Linked DNA regions of Homo sapiens: regions 2 and 3 are each linked to region 1. The links are chromatin contacts, found by Hi-C or POLR2A ChIA-PET in ENCODE. All regions are on one chromosome and are shown on one strand. Each heading gives the region's core, a stretch centred on a gene start or an enhancer-like site at or near the end of the contact. The rest is flanking DNA. Distances are from core to core; before and after follow the strand shown.

Region 1 (5,046 bases), core at 860-3,359:
GGGCTTCTGAAGGCAAGGTGAAGTATAAGTAAAATATGGCCAGTTTTCTCCAGCAGAGTTAAGCCTTGGCACTTATGTACATTCTTGCAGTGTCTCTTGCCTCCTTGCTAAGGAAATCGGTTAAGTAGGCAGAATAGCAGGAGATTAGGGGAAAAGCAATTCAGTGTGGTTAAGGTGCCAATGTGTGGCAAGACCATAAGTGCAAGGAAGTTTACAGAGTGCTGTTTGGTGGTGATGAACTCTCTCCGCCTGTTGTGTTTTCATTCAAACCTCAGATGTGCTATTTGACCTTAATACATCTGCTCCATTGTAATATCACAGGTAATAAGCACACAGGAAGCAAGAAAAAAATTGCTTATTGACTGAAGTGACAAAAAACTGTTATTTTGGTGTTTCCAAGTAATGTATTTCCTACAATCCTAATTGTGTGACAGAAAAACTCATTGCCAGGAAATTATGTTGTATTTGCTTAGGCTTCATTCTAAACATATGAGGCTTTGGGAGAGTTAATAAAGTTTTTATTTTATGTGTACTGAGATATTCTGGTGCCCACAGGGCAGAAGAGATGGTTCATATTGTTGTTCAGATATAATTAAACCTAGGTCACATTCAAGTCCATTAAGCAACAGCCTCAAATCCTTTTAATTAATGGATTCAGATTGATCTAAAGAAGCTAATTAAATTTTTCCCAAGATTTTCTATTTAAATAGACAAACATTGTGCTGCTTGCATTTCCTCCAAAGCTGTTCTTTGAAATTTAGAGTTGATGAAGGTATCCACACTTCATGGCAGGCCCTGATTTTCAGAGGTCAGGAGGCACTGTGGGTTCTCTGACTAAACCTGCAGAAATCCTGATCTGCGTCTTCTGGCACTTTTCTCCTCAGTCAGAAAGATCTGGACTCCCTGTGCTATCTTATGCCCAACCACGGCCTGACAGAGGTCATTTGTTTTCCACTGGAGAGCCGGCACATCCTCTCCAAAGTCTGATAGGAGAGGGCAAATCAGAGATCACAAGTCTGGTAGATAACAACCCTGGATTCTTCATATTCCATAAAGCTGGGATGTCGTGGGACTAGTACATTCCCACTGTTTCCTTCCATTTCATCTGCAGCAGTCAGATCTCCCCCACCCCTGAGCCACATGTCCAGGCCACACCCTATAGTTAGAAGTTCTCTCTGACAATCTCGTTTCTGTTAGCTGTATAATAAGAGTAAGATGCAGAGCAGGAGCTTCCTAATGGTAGTAGAGCTTTCCCTTTATCCTACAGCTTCCAGGCTCCTGGCTACCATGTTTTCCTCACCACCATCACCCCCACCCGTGATCTCTGGTGGTTCTGCTGCCCAAGGGGGAAATGACCCAGCCAGCATTAGGGGCTCTGCTGGCCTCTAAAGCTTCTTTTCTTCCCAGCTCCCTGCCCTGTGGACATCTCTGGCATTGTGATCACGCAGTTTTCAGGAAACGAAAATTTATTCTTTCAAAAAACCAAAAAGATTGAGTACCCTATTCTGTTCAAAACAAAAGTAAATAGGTCCAGAAAACCTGAGATGTTAGTGCTGTGCCCCAGAATTCCTTCAGGAGCTACCTGGTTCTCCAGTATGTCACCCATGGGCTGTGCTCAGGGTTGGCCTGACACATGCAGCCCGGCAGCTTGGGCCTGGCACCCTCCAGCTGAACCTTTCTAAACGATCATTCAATTAGAGCAGCTGCTAAGAGAGGAAAGCTGGTGAGAAGGAGGGGATTGCTGTGAAAAGACCGAGGGAAAAACAGAACCAAGCTTGCAGCTAAATCTAGTTGAGCCATCTCCTTCATTCTCAACACCTGGCCTTGTGGTTGGGTGATGCTCTGTGATGGCAGAAGGTAAGGACGCCCTGGGGCCCAGTTATCTTTTCTCACTTAATGTGCCCCTGGGGGCTGAAACAGAACAGGCTTTTATGTGGGTAGAGAGGACACAGCTTCGTCAAGCCCAGACCTGGACCCTGCCCATCAACAACCTGCAGTGCTCCAGCAGTGTGAAGTACACCCACTGTGATGGTACGTGCCGAGGCATTTCTGTGAGCAGTTATTTCATTTTTGGACCCAGGAAATCAGCACCACTGAACTGCAGCTTGTCCCCTTTGTCATCGTGGCTTCCAGCTGCTGTGGTTGCTCTGAGGACTGAGAGCAAGTTGTTGCTGCCATCTATGGTCTGTCTTGGGGGAAGCACATGGTTTGCCTGCTGGAGAGGGAAGCAGCTGCCTTGCAGATTCAGCAACACAGCACCCTCTCTCCCCTCTGAGGGGAAAATCAACACCAAGATGTTGGTGTCCCCAGTGTAAACCCCATTATGAAAACCTGTGTTTACTGACCTACCATCATTTTAAAGCAGTTCCGTTTGAACTGCAATCAAACCTCCAAGTGACCTTTCTGTCCCTCCGCCCAGCATTCCTGAAAGGGCCTGTTGTTTCTTTGGTTCAATGAAGAAACCTTCTGTGTAGTTAAGCAAGTGTTTTTCCAGTCATGTCTCCTGGTGAGTTACAGAAGGATTATTGTTGGGTCTTGGTGGTGGTGGTGGTTGTTTTTCTTTTAATACTCCATCCTCCCTACCCCGTGGATACCCCTAGACACTTAATTTTTTAGTTCCTTGGTGGAGGAGAGCATAGTGAGTTGAGCAGCTTTGTGGGGACTTTAAAAGTTCGTAGTTTTTCAGATCCTGGTGTAAGCTGAATTCTCTCTGCCCCACCCCCCAGGGCCTGGGAGCCTTCCAAAGTGAGGTGTCCACACGGGAATGGGCCACAGAATCGCCGCCTGCAAGCTAGGAATGCCCGTCCTGCCTGATGGTCCTGCCTGATGTGTTCATACGCTGTGTGGTTTTCTGTCTTACAGTTGTTTGTTGGACTTGGGTTCCCTTACGAGGGCCCAGCTCCCCTGGAAGCTATCGCAAATGGATGTGCTTTTCTGAATCCCAAGTTCAACCCACCCAAAAGCAGCAAAAACACAGACTTTTTCATTGGCAAGCCAACTCTGAGAGAGGTAAGCATCTATCAAAATTATTCCATTTTGAATAATATGAATAATAGCTATTTATTGAGTGCTCATGTAGGTATTAACTTCATCTAACATGATTGGGTGGGAGGGTGAGGGTATAGAGGCTCAGAGAGGCAAATGACCTGATCACATCACCTTGCAAGTTAGGGGCAGGATTTGAATCTACTTCTGCCTTCACCAAGTAAGGGATCTTGACACTCTACCCCCACTCTAGCTTACTGTAAACTCAGACAATCTAGCCTCTGATTATAGCTGAACTCTGGTTTCCTGAATGTTTGAAGTTTAGGGAGTGAGATCAACTGGTTAGCAGATACTTGTGAAGAATCTGCTCCCCATGATGGGCTTTGGAGAATAAAAAGTGGGCTGTGGGAGTTTTCAAAGAGCCATCAGCCTCAGGATACCATATGTATCATGGATAACTGAAGTAATGTGACTGATTTTTTTCACCCACCATCCCAAGAAGTAATCCTACCATTGCTAGAACCATTTGCAGAAGCCTCATTTGAATTGCCTTCAGAGATCCTGTTGAAAATCTGCAGTGTGTGATGAATCACCATTGAGGGTAGTTGGATTTGATTTAGGGCAATAAACAAAAGTCTTTTACAGCTACGTGTGAGTGATCAAGCTGGGTGTTTCTTCATCTGGTCAGAAATAGGTGTGTGCAAGAAACCATAAGATTGATTTTCTGATTATTTCTATGTAGTTAGTAGTAAGTGACTCTGCAGGCAGCTTATGAAGGGAAGTCATAGCAGCATCCTTGTCATTCAGGGCCTTTGGCTGGGGGATTACATTGATTAGCATCCGTCCCATGGCATATCAATGTAGAAGGACAGTTTATAAAACATATATTTTTCAGTTCTACTTTTAAACCCCTTCTGAGTCATTTTCTCTCCCAAATAGTATATAAGATGCATTTTCAATGGTTATTTTTTATTGATCAGTCAGAAACCTTGACAATTTATAGAACTGATTACTTTGAGAGTTATTTTTCTCTGACCCTTCCTGTCATTGGTGAAATAGCCAAAGGAGATAGAAGTTCAATAAGATCTATGTTTATCTATAAAAGGTTAATCCGTGGCCCAGATAACCTTTGACAAGGGTTGTGCACACACTTGTGTGTGTGTGTGTGGTTTTTTTTTTTTTTCCTTCTGCTAGAATAATAAATTTGAATTCTTCATTTGGGGAGTGGTTTTGTATTAAGAGGTCAGTTTGTTCATTTATAAGTCGGCAATACTTAATGTACATCTGTGTGCTAGGTGCTGTAGGAAGTGCTAGGACACAGAGACTGGGGACATTCAGTCTGCCGTGAACCTATTCTTTTGAAAAGTTTAAAAAGATGCTGCCCAGCAGTGAAAATATCTCAGTTTAGGAATCTCTGCTTTAGCATGTGACTGACTTCTTTGAAACTTTGGAGTTTGGCGGGGGGAAAGAAACTAGTAAATCATCCCTCGGGTTTTTTGTTTATTTTTGACAAAAAATATGCTTAAGGTGTACACCTTGATGTTTTGATAAATATACACATTGTGAGATAGTCATTACAATCAAGCTAATCCATCACCTTACATATTAAATAGATATTTTTTTCATGGTAAAAACACTTAAGATCTCCTTTTTTGGCAAATTTCAAGTATGCAATACAGTATTGTTAACTATGGTCATAATGCTGCACACTAGTTCTCCAGAACTTAATCAACTTGTATAACTGAGACTTTGACCAACATCTCCCCATATCCCCACGCACCAGTCTCTGGGAATCACGAATGTATTCTCTGCTCTGCGAGTTCAACCATTTTACTGTGAGTTGAACTGTGAGTTCAGCTAGGCTGGTCTGCATGTGGGATCATGCAGAATTTTCCTTCTGTGCCTGGCTTATTTTACTTAGCATAATATTTTCCACATTCATCCATGTTGCCGCCAGTGATGGGATTTCCTTCTTTTGCAGGCTAAATATTTCATATACACATAATTTGTTTATCTATTCATCCACTGAAGGCCACTTAGTTTGTTTCCATATCTTGGCTA
Region 2 (5,046 bases), core at 1,070-3,569, 270 kb before region 1:
CATCACCTGTATCAGTCCATCTTTGTAGCTGACATGACACATTTTAAAAATTTCACATTAAAATGAAGGCATCTAATGGCTCCATTATGTCTTTTAGAGTGGTCTGGCCCAGCTAATTGCATATTGAAATACATTAGATTTGTCATAAATTACTTTCCTTTATTGTCTTTTCTGTCAATCTTAGGACATTAAATGTATATGTTTGAAATTGTGTTTAGGTAGGTTATCTGAGCATTTGGTTCAGATAGTAAAGAGAGTGTTATAAGTTCACTGTAAGCCCCAGGGGCTTTGGGACTGATAGGGTTTAGAACATTGCACTAGGGGAAATGAATTGTAAAGTAATGTTTTTTCTCTAGACTAATGATTCAGCTGAATTAATACTTTTAATGTGAAGCATTTTTAAAGAAAGCAAACCAGCCTGGTGCGGTGGCTCACACCTGTAATCCCAGCACTTTGGGAGGCAGAGGCGGGCGGATCACGAGGTCAAGAGATTGAGACCATCCTGGCCAACATGGTGAAACCCTGTCTCTACTAAAAATACAAAAATTAGCTGGGCATAGTGGTACGTGCCTGTAGTCCCAGCTACTTGGGAGGCAGAGGCAGGAGAATTGCTTGAACCCGGGAGATGGAGGTTGCAGTGAGCCGAGATCGCGCCACTGCACTCTAGCCTGGCAACAGAGTGAGACTCCATCTCAAAAAAAAAAAAAAAAAAAAAAAAGAAACCTTGGCCCACATGTGGGGTATAGCAGAAATAGAGATATTGGTCCCATAGTGCTCCTCCCCGAGCCACAGCCATGGGTGGTGGACTGTCCTTGTTGTACAACCTCCACCCTCCCATGCATACAGGTAGTTTTTGGCTCTTGCTGGGCCATGGCTCCCGTGTAGGTCTCTGCATTATTCTGGAAAAACTGCAGGAATGGAAGGTAAAATTAGGTTGTCACATGAGTTTCATAACTGCACAAGGTTTCAGGGAAACCTGTGAACTTGCATGGGAAAATATTACACTTTCATTTTCCCTAACTTCTAGCCAAAATTTGGCAATTCTTTCACTTTGGAAGGTTGGACATAAGTCACAGTAGTATTAGTGCTGTTTGTGACTTTGTCACCAATAGAAATCTAATATTTTCATGTCACATTAGAGATGATTAACAGGTGTGTTGAAATACCAGTATTCATCACCACTTTGAAATTACGGTGGTTGTTGCACCTGTTGCTAGATAGTATTATTTAATGTGTTAAGATACAAGCTGCAGGTATTGCCATTTACCAATTAAAAAAAAAATTGGGGGGCCAGACGCGGTGGCTCATGCCTGTAATACCAGCACTTTGGGAGGCCGAGGTGGGCGGACCACTTGAGGCCAGGAGTTTGAGACCAGCATGGCCAACATGGCAAAATCCTGTCTCTTACCAAAAATAAAAAATTAGCTGAGCGTGGTGGCGGGTGCCTGTAATCCCAGCTACTAGGGTGGCTGAGGCAGGAGAATCACTTGAATCCCAGAGGCAAAGGTTGCAGTGAGCTGAGATTGCACCACTGCACTCCAGCCTGGGCAACAGGGTGAGACTCTGTCTCAAAATACATGAATAAATAAAATAAATAAATAAATATAAAAAATATTTTGGTAACAGTATTTCAATATCATTGATTTCCTCTGCAGTCCTGTGTATTTTATTTTATGCATTAAAAAAGTCTTTCTGAGAAGGAGTCCATAGGCTGCCCCTAGTTTGCCAAGGGGTACAGTAGAATTGTGGTGTGTTCTAGACCCTGCACACCCACTGCTCCCCTTTCCCTCCTCTTCATCAAGAGTTGACCTCCTCCTGACTTGGGCTTTCTCCAAGGCTGTCAGGTGCGTTTGTAGAGTGGGTGTGGGCTTATCTCCAACTTTTTATCTTAGACCTGGTCAAAGAATTGAGCTCTATTCTTGGCTCACTGGTTTATCATATCCAGGGAGGCAAGTTTGTCAGAACGTTCCTCTAGCAAGGCCATATCTGTCACTACAAGGTATGTGATTCATTTAAAGCCAAATGTCCTAATTATCTGAATCCTAAACAGAAGTCTGATTTCAGCTTCAGTTTCAGTTTTTCAAGTGGAGAAAACCCACAGACATTCTGCAGGAAAATGCCCTAAATACACATTAACCCCCTGTTTTCCTCTTGGTATGCTTTAAGGTTATATCATCGACAACAGCACTCTAAGAAATAGGTCTCTGCCCAAGAAATATGTTGTGCACATGGTTGCCAGGGGTGTTTTCCTGTTGGCGTATGGCTTTGGACAGAGGGGCATCCCCTAGGAATTGGGGCTTGGCTTGGAGGTAGTCAGCGCCATAGGAATGCACTTCCTCTTGGCTTCCCGCTTGCCACTCAGTGAGTCCAGCCCAGAGGGTGCTCTGCCGCTGCTGTACCTGGATTTCTGAGAGTGGAGTCAGCCCTTTTCTGTTTCTGGAAACTTCTCTTGATAGGAAATGACTCTGTCCACAGAAGAGCTTATTGTACTGCACCTCGTCAGGCTGCAGACTTGAAGTCATTGCTGTGCTGCCATGGGCATCTCTTTCCACTTGTAGCTATATTTAGAGCATGAAAATGCTGAACATTTCCTTCCTGTTTCTTTAGAAGTCAGAGCGGGGAGGGATTTCTTGTATTCAACACAAATCCCTCGGATAACCATATGAAAAGATAATGGGAATAATAATTTTTCGTTCTTTGTTTAAAAAAATATTAACGCTGAAGCTTGGACTAGAATAGTCTCTATTTTTTTTTTCTGCTTCATTTTTCTATGTTATTGGTCAGTTTTATTATTGAGGCAGTTACATTACATTATATTCTTACTGTTTAAAGATAATGTATTTGTATTTAACAAGTTTATCAATGAAGGGATAGCATCTCGCCTTTCTTTTCTTTTTTTTTTTTGCAAATGGAAATAGCAAAGTTATGTTGCTTTCTGAGTCACTGATTGATATTACAGATTTGTGTTCAAGATTGTTGGCACAATTAGGCCTGTTTTTTTTTTTTTTGTTTTGAGACAGAGTCTTGCTCTCTTGCCCAGGCTAGAGGGCAGTGGCGCTGGTCACTGGTCACTGGTCTCAAACTCGTGGGATCAAGTGATCTTCCCACCTCAGCCTCCCAAAGTCCTGGGATTATAGAGGTGAGTCTGACCTAGGCCTAATTTTTAAAGTGAGATACCTAACATAATTTTATTAAGAAGCTGTTCTTCTATCATTGCCCTTTTTTTTTTGGCTTGAGAAAGCAAGAAATTCACCAAATTTACTCGCTAAGAGTTAGTGATTCAGTCTGTAGGATCTCTGACCACTCCCCTCCCCCACTCTGAACCACATTCACTCAGACTGTTTCATATTTTAATCCTACTTTGTGGAGAGCATAAATAAAGTCCAGAAGGTCTAAAGTGTAGGAGTTAAAGTACCCATGTGTGGTCCATCTTCTGGTCAGATGGATGACAGAATTAATTGTGCAGCTGCTGGACACGGATAGATCCCATTACCATTTTATAGACCATATCACAGTAGAAAGTGGAAAATATAGGTCCTGTCTTCAACTTGACAACCAAAAGGTGAGGACCTCACACATGCAGATGAATACTTTCTCTCTGAGAACAGACCTTTTGGGCATGGTAGCTGGTGTACTGGGAATACTGGGTCCTCCTGTTACCGTGTCTTGTGCACACTGTCTAATGTCATGCTTGGGATAACCATGTATATTAGCTTCCCTTATTTTCACCGGACAAACGTGAAACTTATGAGGGAAAGTGAAGTATGTTGTCTGGGGTGACTCACATAATAAGCAAGGTGGTCATATAATTTATCATCCAAATCAGGATGCTTTTGAGAGTGAAGAGGGGTGCTATTGATGATTATGCTGGGATAACAGGCATAAAAGGGGATATATGGTCCCCCTACTGATAAGGTACAGATTGGGGGTTAAATGCAGGTCTCTGATCTTAAATTGTGCCTACTTTCCATTACATGCTGTTAGATCAGGCCACTCTGTCTGCAAATGAATTGGTAAGGCACAGATGGAAGAACCTTCTGAAGATGAGTTCTGCTCTAAGAATACAGCCGAAGAGAAATTCTCTAAGGCTAGGCGAAAGGTTTTTTTGGCCAGAGAAATGTCTACTAGAGATCTTCTTTCATGTAAAAACATGGAAAGGGTTTTGTTGGAAAGACAGTTTCTTCCTTCATAAAAATGGTTTTCCATTGTTTGTTTAAAAGAATGGGTCTGCTTTAGCATTTATAAGAAAGACGGAGTAAGAGTCACAGAATCTCATATCCAGGGCAAACATCTTCATAGCCTGTGGCTGTTAAGATCCAGAATGGTAGATGAATTCTTTAATAGTAAGGTGTGTAGATACAAATTTACTACTCTTGTTTTTAGCACTCTGGCCGTGGCTGCTATCAATGAGGCAATTTTGTGTATGGTATAATCTTACTCTGAGATGTTAAGGTAAAAATCCCAGCCCTCAAATACACTGCTTTGCCACACTGGGGCTTGTGACAAGCCTTTGTACCTCTGTGAGCTTCAGACACAGGCATGCAAACACACCCAGCGGAGGCTCAGACATGAAGACAGATGAAGCGCAGGGTTCTTATAAATGATATTACAGCCCAGCCATGAAAAGGAATGAAAAACCTCGCACAGTATCGCAGGAATTATTTGTTCGCAGTGTCATGTTCTCTTGCAGCCTTCTAAGCCAGCTGAGGTGCAAAATCAAAAGTTTCATAACAGAGTGGTTCTGTAAATACCAAAGACTGTAAAACAGCCCTGCTAGATTACCACTTGTCATCAGGTAAGCAGTGCCAGAGGATGACATGCCATCCACAGGCCAGGCCACTGCTGGCAACCCAGAGCAAGCAGAGGGAGGGGTGCTGGTTATGCACTTGCTGGCCATTCGAGAACAGCTTTTAGTTGAGAGTTGTTATGTGGCCTTCCTTCTACACCCAGGTTTAGGGAGGACCTGCCTTCTGACTCTTGGAACACCTGTAAAAGCATGAATCCTAAAGTAGGTAAAGTGAAACTTGCTGGTGATGAAGAAAAAGT
Region 3 (5,046 bases), core at 1,377-3,876, 260 kb before region 1:
TCACTCACGCCCTATGGGACCCGCTTACCGCCATGGGACCTCACTCACGCCCTGTGGGACCCGCCCACCGCCATGGGACCTCACTCACGCCCTGTGGGACCCGCCCACCGCCATGGGACCTCACTCACTCAAGCCCTATGGGACCCGCCCACTGCCATGAGACCTCACTCACTCATGCCCTATGGGACCTGGTTACTGCCGTGGGACCTCACTCATGCCCTATGGGACCCGCCCACTGCCATGGGACCTCACTCACTCATCCCCTCTGGGACCCGCCCACCGCCATGGGACCTCACTCACTCATCCCCTCTGGGACCCACCCACCACCATGGGACCTCATTCACTCACACCCTATGGGACCTGCCCACCGCCATGGGAACTCACTCACACCCTATGGGACCCGCTTACCACCATGGGACCCGCTTACCACCATGGGACCTCACGCCCTATGGGACCTGCTTACCACCATGGGACCCGCTTATCACTCACGCCCTATGGGACCCGCCCACCGCCATGGGACCTCACTCACGCCCTATGGGACCCGCCCACCGCCATGGGACCTCACTCACGCCCTATGGGACCCGCCCACCGCCATGGGACCTCACTCACGCCCTATGGGACCCGTCCACTGCCATGGGACCTCACTCACTCATCCCCTGTGGGACCCACTCACTGCCATGGGACCTCAGTCACTCACAGCTCTTCTTTCTGTTGCCAAATGTTGCACTGCCAATCTTCCCCAAAGGAAATAAAGGAAGTAAATGTAAAATCAATGTCTTTTTAATTTTTTACAAAATAATGAACTATCTGTTGAAAAAATTGGGAAGCCAGAGACTTCACTAATGAACGTGGTAACTATGTTTGTCTCCAAGTTATGTGCAAATGTGACTGAGTTTATCTTCTTAGTTTTAAAAGAAAAGTATGAATCGTTCTCTGACTTTAGCTGTATATCAGCAGTGCATTAATGAAATAGGGCAGTGCTTTGGCAACCTCAGTTGCGTAAGGAAGTCCAAAGGAACTTGTCAAAAGGGGAGATCTCTAAGCATACCCTTTCCAGGCATGGAGTCCACTTTTTTTTTTTTTTTTTTTTTTGAGATGGAATCTCACTCTGTCGCCCAGGCTGGAGTGCAGTGGTGTGATCTTGGCTCACTGCAACCTCCACCTCCTGAGTTCAAGCAGTTCTCCTGTCTCAGCCTCCCAAGTAGCTGGGACTATAGGCATGTGCCACCACGCCCGGCTAATTTTTTTGTATTTTTAGTAGAGATGGGTTAGTAGAGATGGGCTTTCACCATATTGGTCAGGCTGGTCTCGAACTCCTGACCCCAAATGATCTGCCTGCCTCAGCCTCCCAGAGTGTTGGGATTACTGGCGTGAGCCACCACGCCGGGCCAGAGTCCACATTTTTAATCAAGGCCCCAAGTGGTTAAAAAAATAACTTAAGGAGCACTGTGACATGGGAATATTGATCCCCTTAAGCCCTTTTTAAAGTGCTGAGGCTTAATCAGGAGACCCTTGGTCTTCTTTCTTTTTTTTTATTATTAAATTGGAATTGTAAAATTCCTCCTGGACCTTCTCCTGACTAACTGTTTTAATCCCTGTACCTCAGGCTGCCTGTCATTGGCAGGACAAATGCACAAGAACTGATTTCCCTGGAGAGGGTTCTTGGTGTCACATGGTGGGAGATGCTGTCTTGTTTAAAAACAAAGAAATAAAACCCTTCATTGAACTCGATGGTCTCCCTGAAGAGGCTGGAAACGTAATCCAGTGGTGTCTGTTTGTTTCCAGCCCATGTTGTTATTAATCCTGTTACAAATGATAATGCTTTGCCTTTACAGGCTTGCTGTCTCGGAGGAGTTTTCTGTATTGCCTGCTAGGCCCTGCTGGGTGATTAAGCCACTCACTCAGAGTCTTACAGGCCACTCGAGGACGATTTCCTTATAGCAGACGACTGACTATACTTCTCGAGCAGTGTTTGCTGAGTGACATATTAACTCTTGCTTATGGTTCCTTGGGAGGAGAAGGCCCTAATGCTATGAGGGTTAAGGCCCAGAGACATGGGCTTCTCCGCTCCACTCTCTCCCTCCCTTCCCTCATCATTAGAAGTTTCTCGGCCCCTTCCATAGGGGCAACGGCAGGGCTGTAGCTCTTTGTTCTTATGCCCTATTTTATTTTATTTTTTTATCCTATGGAAAAAAAATACCCAGAGCCCCGCAAAACAAGAGGTACTTAATTTAATACTTTTGTAAATAAGAGCCATAGCATTTTCACCCACCAGGTGTTATTAATAGTTTCCACTTATAATACATAGACTTTGTGGCCAATTAAGGCAGCAGGTAATGAGGAGGAATTTGGGAGAAACGAATATGGGTCAGGGAACGGATGGCACGCAGGAAAGAGCTTCAGAGGGGCACTTGGCCCTCTCCACCTATCTCAGATGAAGTCTTTCAAAACTCTGAAATGGGTGTGGACTTTTTCACAACTGTTGCAATACGAGAGGCTGCGACTTATTTATATAAGGAAATGGCCCTGCTCCCACCCACTCCTCCCCTTCTGTGTCCTCCTCCATATCCTGCCAGGCCTATCCATGCTGTGTTCAGACATGCAGGTCAGAGGGCACAGGCAAGCCCCGTTTTGGGGAAGTCCTGATTAGACCTGTCACGGGAGACAAGAAACTCAGTGGTTCCGCCCGTCCAGGTGTCCCCATTGCCTGCACGGAGCTGTCAGTGGTTTTGATTCTCAGGCTGTGTAAGCTGGTGGTAAGCCTCCATTATCTACCCCACAACACTCTTTTTATTTGAAGTCAGAGGACACTGACCACACCCCTGAGACTCTAAATCTCATCCAAGGAAATGGCCTCTCCAAGATCCATACCGTTTTACCAAGCCATAGGTGGGAGTTTTCTAGAAACACGAGCCATCCTGACAACTGTGCTGTCTGACTCTCTCTAATGAGCTGTGAGGCGATCAAGTTAATTAAAGAGAAACTCTGCTTGTTAAAATTCAAGCTAGAAGCATCTTTTTGTATCTGAGTTTGAATCTGGTCAGTGTTCTTGAGGGCACCACCGTGAGGTGTCTTGGTCATCTGTGACCTTTCCTGGAGGATAATGACATCCCTTCTAAACAAAGAACAGACTTTTTCATCAATGCTAACTCTTAGGAATAACAGAGGCTCAGTGACCGCCCTGTGTTTTGGGTCAGTCCTGCAGAAGAGGGAGAACTCTCCTGGGCGCTTATTCACATTGTCTGATGGCAGGTGGATGGGGTGGGTTAGGACGCGCAAACTTTGTTCATGGTCAGGAGTTTGGCACATGTGAAACAGTCCCTAGGAGAGTGCTCTCTTTCCCCACCGCCCAGAATTCCTGTGTCTTGGACATCTCTGCTGCCACCACCCTGGCCCAGGCTCCTGCCATTTCTGGCCTGGAAGATGCCGTGTCCTTTGCTTCCATTCTCACTTCCCTGTCTGCACGGCATCCACATTGAGCTTCTGAAAATGCAAAGCAGATCATTGAGGTCCATCTGCTTCTCCATTCTCCTGCAGAGTGACGAAGTGGTTGAGAGCTTGGTTTCTGAAGTTGGTCTGATTGTGTTTCAGTCCTTAACTAGGTCTGACTTGGAGCAGCTGAATTGAATTGTGTCCTCATCTGTAAAGTGGCATGCTGATAGGAGTGGAATCTACTTGTTGGAATGTTGTAAGGATTACCTTTTTATATGGAGCACTTAGGACAGGGCCTGGCACATAGTAAGTACTGGAAAAAATGTTGGTTGTTATTTTTATTGTCAATATTCTACTAAAATTCAGGGCCATCCTTTTTAAGCTTAGATGCCAACACAGACTCTTGGTCATACCTCTGGCCCAGGTGACATCTCCAGCTTCATTTTCACTTGTCCTCCTGCCTCCCTCTGTTTCTAGCCACACTGGCTCTTTCAGGATCTCCAAAGTACCATGCTCTCCCCAGCTCCAGGGCCTTTGCACATGGTGTTCTTTTTCTGAGAAAGCTTCCTTCCTTCCCTCTTTTTCTGGCCAACTCCTGCCTCTTCCTATCTGCACTTAAATGTCCTTTCCTTCCGCAGGGAGGCCTCCCTGGACCCCTCAGCTGAGAGCAGATCCCCATTATTCTCTGCTGCTCTCCCCGCCGTTCTTTTCTTCATAGTAGTTGCCACAGTTTGTAATTCTGTATTCATCCGTAGGCTTGCTTGATTTATATCTTCAAGCTCTCCTATACTTTATGCTCCAGGAAGCCTAGGACGTCCAGCAGCACACAACGCAGGCCTGGCCTCTACTGCTCCCTAACTGTGAGATGAATGAATGCTGCTCCCCCAGCTCAGCTTGTGCGCTTCTGCACAGGCCGCCGGTCTGTGCATGAGATCTTGTTTATTTGCATACAGAGACCCTTCCGAATACATTTCTAGGTCACAGGTTCTCAAACCGTAGTGTGCATCAGAAACACCTGGAGGGGATCATGGAGTGCCAAAAAGGAAATGAAGGCTGGAAGAAAAGTGCAAAACATGGCTTGTTATGGGCTGTCCAGATAAGTTCGTCCAGGTCTCTGTCTGTTTGGCCTGTGTCATTCTTCTTAGGTCTGTGTGAGGTTGTTAACGACTCCTGCCTCTTTTGTTGCCCAGGTGGTAAAATCTAGGGGCTAGAAAGGACTGAGCTACAGGATCCCCCAGGAGAAGAATGTTTTAAAAGAGTTCCTTATAGAGGCCCAAAGCAAGGATCCCAGTGGTTTGGTTGTAGCTAAATTTAGAGTAGTTGGTGGCTGCTCCTTCTGCCACTCATTCCTCTAGACATGCTCCTTGTAAGGCACTCTTGAGTTGGCTCCCTGTGCCCCTTTTACCTGACGAGAGCCACGAGAGAGCTCTCAGGTTTACCAGTAGCCCCGGAACAAGTAGTCCGTTTCGAGGGCTGTGATCCCCTCCCTCCACATCACAGCCTTCACGACATTCCTCATGGGTTTCAGGGGCTTTGCATGGGCCCTGAGCAACTCCTCATCTCTCTTGTGTTATGGAGGGAGACGGTGGTGTGGCCAGAGTGCAACTGGGACGT

Evidence for each region. A loop is a pair of places that touch in the nucleus more often than their neighbours do. ChIA-PET counts read pairs that join two places held with the same protein, here RNA polymerase II (POLR2A). Pooled maps may share reads with other maps.
Region 2: a map of cardiac septum shows a loop between it and region 1 (3-fold over the local background). The contact joins two enhancer-like sites. A Hi-C loop is called at or near these places in 15 of 168 maps with a recorded cell type or tissue (CD14-positive monocyte, GM12878, GM18951 and 11 more). POLR2A ChIA-PET finds 5 or more read pairs at or near these places in 13 of 52 experiments (AG04449, AG04450, CD4-positive, alpha-beta T cell and 9 more).
Region 3: a loop to region 1 is called in a map with no recorded cell type, with 4 times the contacts of the local background. The contact joins two enhancer-like sites. A Hi-C loop is called at or near these places in 1 of 37 single-sample maps with no recorded cell type and 3 of 50 pooled maps. POLR2A ChIA-PET finds 5 or more read pairs at or near these places in 2 of 52 experiments (SK-N-SH and activated T-cell).

Annotation. Positions count from the first base shown.
Region 1 is chr2:134,410,007-134,415,052 of GRCh38, forward strand. MGAT5 (alpha-1,6-mannosylglycoprotein 6-beta-N-acetylglucosaminyltransferase) reads left to right here. Exons shown (of 16, transcript NM_002410.5): 12 at 2,863-3,009. Among named protein-coding and RNA genes, the nearest start is that of MGAT5, 160 kb to the left of the region's middle. Within about 2 kb of position 2,110, at least 16 of the 41 ENCODE cell types and tissues checked have a DNase peak (open chromatin) inside an H3K27ac peak, as active enhancers do; they include CD14-positive monocyte, breast epithelium and transverse colon, where a contact is called at or near this core.
Region 2 is chr2:134,134,997-134,140,042 of GRCh38, forward strand. It overlaps a transcript of MGAT5 not described here. Among named protein-coding and RNA genes, the nearest start is that of MIR3679, 10 kb to the left of the region's middle. RefSeq lists an enhancer at 1-31. Within about 2 kb of position 2,320, at least 17 of the 41 ENCODE cell types and tissues checked have a DNase peak (open chromatin) inside an H3K27ac peak, as active enhancers do; they include CD14-positive monocyte, breast epithelium and transverse colon, where a contact is called at or near this core.
Region 3 is chr2:134,151,830-134,156,875 of GRCh38, forward strand. It overlaps a transcript of MGAT5 not described here. Among named protein-coding and RNA genes, the nearest start is that of MIR3679, 27 kb to the left of the region's middle. Within about 2 kb of position 2,627, at least 4 of the 41 ENCODE cell types and tissues checked have a DNase peak (open chromatin) inside an H3K27ac peak, as active enhancers do.